Regions from separate parts of the Homo sapiens genome. Here region 2 is linked to region 1. Evidence: chromatin loops called from intact Hi-C (ENCODE). Cell type or tissue: heart left ventricle. All regions are shown on one strand. Links, peaks and the distances in the headings refer to the core of each region. The heading gives the core; the rest is flanking DNA. Region 1 overlaps CABLES1 (Cdk5 and Abl enzyme substrate 1). Region 2 overlaps CABLES1 (Cdk5 and Abl enzyme substrate 1).

Evidence for each region. Hi-C counts contacts between places; a loop is a spot of excess contacts. Peaks named below come from ENCODE experiments on the same cell type or tissue, not always from the same donor. Only the 100,000 strongest peaks of a DNase experiment are listed, where the experiment ranks them.
Region 2: a loop joins it to region 1, with 2.9 times the contacts of the local background. A loop is called at or near these places in 22 of 110 quality-filtered maps.

Annotation. Positions count from the first base shown.
Region 1 is chr18:23,190,842-23,193,644 of GRCh38, forward strand. The region is part of intron 2 of CABLES1 (Cdk5 and Abl enzyme substrate 1); the gene reads left to right. Among named protein-coding and RNA genes, the nearest start is that of CABLES1, 57 kb to the left of the region's middle. In heart left ventricle, for the core only: no CTCF peak of the experiment used is centred there; a DNase peak (open chromatin) is centred at 1,670; H3K27ac peaks cover 449 bases.
Region 2 is chr18:23,142,786-23,145,588 of GRCh38, forward strand. The region is part of intron 1 of CABLES1 (Cdk5 and Abl enzyme substrate 1); the gene reads left to right. Among named protein-coding and RNA genes, the nearest start is that of CABLES1, 8.7 kb to the left of the region's middle. RefSeq lists an enhancer at 310-359. In heart left ventricle, for the core only: no CTCF peak of the experiment used is centred there; a DNase peak (open chromatin) is centred at 1,342; H3K27ac peaks cover 299 bases.

The DNA.
Region 1 (2,803 bases), core at 194-2,693:
GAGGCAGGAAGATTGCTTAGTCTAGGAGTTCAAGACCAGCCTGGGCAATGTAGTGAGACCCCCATGTCTACAATCAATCAGTCAACACAAAAATACATAAATAAATAAGGTTCTCATATTGGCTGGGCACGGTGGCTCACACCTGTAACCCCAGCACTTTGAGAGGTTGAGGCAGAGGGGTTGCTTGAGGTTAGGAGTTTGAGATCATCCTGGGCAATGTAGTGAGACCCCATCTCTACAAAAAAAAAAAAAAAAAAAAATTAACCAGGCACATGGATGTGCACCTGTAGTTCCAGCTACTCAGGAGGCTGAGGCGACAGGATCGCTTGAACCCAGGAGTTCAAGACTTAAATGAGCTATGCTCAACACTGCACTCTAGCCTGGAGTTTCTTAAAAAAGAAAACTTAAAAAAAAGAGAACTTAAAAAGCATAACTGTTCTCATATTTACTTAGACATTCACTTATTCCTAGGAGTTATATTAGCATGATGTAGAAGAAGAGACATTAGTTTGAGAGCCTGGGAACCTGAGTTCTTAGCCTGACTCCAACTGGGTATGTAGCATTGTAAATTGACTTAGTGTCTCTGGGGCCTCAGTTTTCCCATCTATAAAATGGGAAGACCAATTGGCTGATCGCTGAAGCCTTCTCTGGTCTGTGAAATGGTAACACCAATAATGATGCTGAAGTATTTTGGGAACTGTGGGGGTGGAAGGCTATTAGCCCAACTTGCTTTTAAGCTTAGCAGAAGAACAAATGGCTCCAAGGAATCTATTAAACCTTTTGCATAATTAAGTATATCCTGTAATCAGTGCTAACAAGAAAGAGCTAATCTTTCATTAAATTAGTTTTTAATTTAATTCTATGCTAATTTAATTTTGCATCACTTAAAATGTATGTTTTTAAATGGATGTTTACACGCTGTTGCAGGCGGCTGTGAAATTAATTCATTCTTCGCTTAACCTGCCAACCTGAGCGCCCGGTATTCCAGTTCCTTGGCAATTGTTGCCAACGCCACAATTCTCTTAAAGCATTTCTTAGATTCCCTGGTGATTTGGTTGAATGCTTAAAAAAAAAAAAAAAAAAAAAAAAAAAAAAAAAAAGGCAACACAACAAACAGCTTGCTTAATGAAGGGCTAGATTAGTAAGGTGTATGTGCAGTTAGAATTGGGTGCTGATATGGAAATAAAACATCTTGTTAAGTTACCCTGTTAAAAGTCCTACTTTCCTCTAGCACATCGTGGTTTGTTAGTGGATTTCCTGTATCTACCTGTAACTCCAAGAACTGAGCATGCGTCATGAGAGGACTTGGACTGAGAAGTTTTGCACCTGCCTAGTGGTTACCTGGTGTCCAAAAATAAGGAGTTAAGCCGTCTCTACTAGTTGTCAAGAAAAACCTCTATTTGTTTGCAGCAAACGTGGCTGCCATCGGCACCTGCCCTGGTTTTCCAGACTGGGTGGATGGATGCTGGTGGCCGCAGCTGTTAAAGTGATCACAGCCTCAGCTCCTTCCTTTGCTGGTACAGACAGCCACCTGTGGCCCTTTTGTGGCTTTCCACTTCCAGAAGAAGGCTGAGGAATCTGGGGCCCCTCTTTCTGCAGAGAGCAACTCAGGCCATCCTTCGTCTGTGCTGGCGTCAGTCCCAGCTTCCTGCAGCTGGGAGGTGGGAGGAAGGAGCCAGAGTCTGCTGAGGTGGCAGGATCTGCGAGCCGCCTGAACCCGCACACTGTCTAGCTCTTGGCCTGCTGCCCTCAGATTGACTGGCCCAGGAAGCTCTGCTCCTGGGAAAGGAAGCCAGGGAAGTGGTATAAGGATGCTTCTGAACCCTTGGCCCTATCTAGAAACCACTTTATGCTTTCAGGGATTCTCCTCTTTCCAGTGACTCCATGTTTCAAGAACCTTCTTTGCGTGTGTGTGACAGGTGGGAACTTTGAGTGGCCTGCAGATTCGAGCAGTCATTCTGGAGGAAGAAATGAGGCTGTTTGGAGTTCTGGGTCTGCTCTCAGAGAGCAAAAGGCAGAGTGAGGCCCTATCTCCTTGAACCTTAGCCAATTAAATCTGGGTTTAGTGGCCCAGGCGCAGTGGCTCACACCTATAATCCCAGCACTTTGGGAGGCTGAGGTGGGAGGATTTTGGGGCTGCAGTGAGCTATGATGGCACCACTGCATTCCAGCCTGGGCGACAGAGCAAGGCCTTGTCTTTCTTTTTAAAAAATTAAAAAATCTGGGTTTGGAGGCCTAGAGTTGGGTGGGGGAGTGTCAATCCCAACCCCACTCTAACCCCTCCTGAAAGCCACAGGAAGCATCTACTAAATGTCCTCAAACAGGGTTCTGCAAGCCTTTAAAAGAATCTTTCTTTTTTTTTTTTTTCCAGACTGTGTCTCACTCTGTCACCCAGGCTGGAGCACAGTGGCACGATCTTGGCTCATTGCAACCTCGGCCTCCCGGGTTGAAGCGATTCTCCTGCCTCAGCCTCCTGAGTAGCTGGGATTACAGGCACCTGCCACCGCGCCAGGCTGATTTTTGTATTTTTAGTAGAGACGGGGTTTCACCATATTGGCCAGGCTGGTCTGGAACTCCTGACCTCAGTTGATCCACCCTCCTCGGCCTCCCAAAGTGCTGTGATTACAGGCGTGAGCCACCACGCCCCAGCCCAGAATCTTTCTTTAGAGTCAAGAATCAGGTCACAGGCACCCATGTCCCATGGCAGGAGCTGGCTCCTGTGGCCTAGGTCAGAAAGGTTTTTCGGTAGCAAAACCCAAAATCGAAAAGTCACAGCCCCTTTTATCTAGAATAAACTGAGACT
Region 2 (2,803 bases), core at 192-2,691, 48 kb before region 1:
TGTTGTTTGAACTCCCCCCACCTGGGGAGGGGTGCAGGGACGTTTCACACCCTTCCCTGTGGCAGCTGGCACAGGGCCTTGGACACGGTATTTTTATTTAACAAATATGTGGCAGGCATTATTCTAAGCACTTTGATGGGACTGAGTTCATACCTAGAAACACCCTGAGACAGTACTACCTTCACCTCCATTTGGAAGCACAGAGAAGTTAAGTAACTTGTCTGGGGTCCTGTGCTCTGACCCACCTCCCTCTGCTGTGCTACAATTTACAGGTCAGGCTCATGCATGCTTGTTAAATAGGCTTCAGCTGAACTGAGCAGAAGTTGACCTAAATGGCCTCAAGGGTTCCCGATCACTTGTGATTTCCTTGTTTCAGTTTCCACTTTTCTGTCATCTAGGGAAGACCTCTGTGCATTTGGGCCCAGAGGACAGGCCAGGTTTTAAATAGGGATTCCTGTGACTCTGGCAATTAACTCCCGCCCTCTGCCTGCCTGTGCTTCCTCTCTTCTTGGCCACAGCTGAATCCCTGACACCTTTATTGCCTCTCTGACTCACCTGGTACATTACACATCTTGTGTTATATAGAGCATGGTACAATTAGCAACAGGAACCTGGCCTCCTAAAGTTTAAAGCTCTGCTGGGTCCTCGTCTGTGAAATGGGAATGATACTACCACCTCCGCCCTGGGCGGGTTTCCCGCTGTATCTTCTCAGCATCACCCTTTCCCCAACTGCCCCTCTGGCTGTTTATAAATAATACTTTCTTGGAAAAACCACACCCACTCGTGCAAGTCTTGCCTTTGGCTGCCTTTGTGCTACAAGGACAGAATCGAGTAGTTGCGACAGAGACCACATGGCCTATTCCCTGGCTTGTCACAGAGTGGTTGTGCTTCCCCCACCCTAGCCCAGTGCTCTGTGCCCAGGAAGTGTGCAGGTCCCCTTGGCCCCTTCCTGCCTGCCTGCACCCTCCTTGCCTTGTTTCACAGCCTGGATAATGTGGTGGCCCGAGGGGCTCCTGGCTTCTGTTTGGACCCCTGTCAATCCCTCCCCCCCTGGGCTGTCAGAGGGACCCTTCTGAAACCCACATCTGATCCTGCCAGTCTTAAATTCCTGGTATTTCAGGCGAGGCAGCTGTTGGCTTGGGTCCTGGTTGCCACTGCAACCTCCCCCGCTCCCACACACCCTCTGAGGCCTGTTGCTGCCATACTGTGTTGTCTTTACAGAGGGCACCCACGCTGCTCCGTGCCCCAGGCTCTGGCACTCTCAGGCTTCTCCTGGGGCAAGGCCTCCCACAAGAGGCCCCTTCCTTCCAGCTCCGTCAGCCACAGAGCCAGCCGCTGCTCTCCCCATGCTCGTACACGCTCCTGGCTGGGCCTCTTCCTTCCCTGTGGATCTGTGCTTCAGCCCTGGTCTGACTGGAGGGCCCCTCCTCCGTGGTCTGGTCAGAGCTTGATGGATTGCCCTGGGGCCAGCTTTTGGTGGAACAGACCACATCTCTCCTCCATAGGGAACACAAATGAAACTCCAATTCCCTAACAGTAAGAGGAGGAAAATTTGATTCTGTTCCCCCACCCCACAACGTTCTAGGTCTTTGTTTTCATCCAGCAGTTGCTCCTGACTCTTAATTTGCTAAAACAATCTGTCATGGGGCTAAGGTGAGACAGATTGTGGAGGCTGCACCACCCAGCCCACCCTACCTGAGCCTGTCTCTCCCACCCTCAGGAGGGAGGTGACTTGTATGGAGTTCTGAGTACCTCTTGTGTGCCACATCCTTCACGTATGTTGTTTTATTTGCGTGGCAGTCTGTGAAACAGGTTGCCTACTTTAGAGCTGAGAAGACTGAGGCTGGATGGTTAAGGAAATTTGTCTAAGGCCACATAGCTGGAATCTAGAGCTAGAATTGAACTTTAGTTTTCCTGGCTTCTAAGCTGGGTTTCTTGCAGACCCTGTAGTGTCTTGGAGCTGACTCCTACCCACTTATTGGAGACGACTGAGGAATCTGAGGTGGTTGCTGAAATCGGTTGTGGTGGGAATATTTACACCACAGGAATCGGCCAATGCTGTAAGTCAAGGTTTTTCTTTTTCCCCTTCCAGAGAGTTGGTTATCAGCATGTGCACCTAAGGCTTTACCACACATCCTTTTTTTTTTTCTTTCTTTTTTTTTTTCTTTGAGACGGAGCCTCACTCTGTTGCCCAGGCTGGAGTACAGTGGCGCAATCTCGGCTCACTGCAACCTCCGCCTCCTGGGTTCAAGCAATTCTCCTGCCTCAGCCTCCCAAGTAGCTGGGATTACAGGTGCCTGCCACCATGCCCAGCTAATTTTTTGTATTTTTAGTAGAGACGGGGTTTCGCCATGTTGGGCAGGCTGGTCTCAAACTCCTGAACTCAGATGATCTGCCTGCTTTGGCCTTCCAAAGTGCTGGGATTACAGGCATGAGCCACCGTGCCTGGCCTAATTTTTGTATTTTTAGTAGAGATGAGGTTTCATCATGTTAGCCAGGCTGGGCTCGATCTCTTGACCTCGTGATCTGCCTGTCTTGACCTTGTGATCCACCCGTCTCGGCCTCCCAAAGTGCTGGGATTACAGGTGTGAGCCACTGTGCCTGGCTCACACATCCTTTTTGTCCTGTTCTCCTCTTTGGGGGCTGTGCAAAATGTCGCTATCAAAGGAAGCATGTTGAAAACCAGAAGTTTTTATAAGAATCTGCTGCTTAACATAATGATGTAAATTTTCCCCAGGGTCACCATTATCCATTTTTTCCACTTTAGAAAAATATCTGTCCCCCTCAAGTTTCAGCCTGTGTA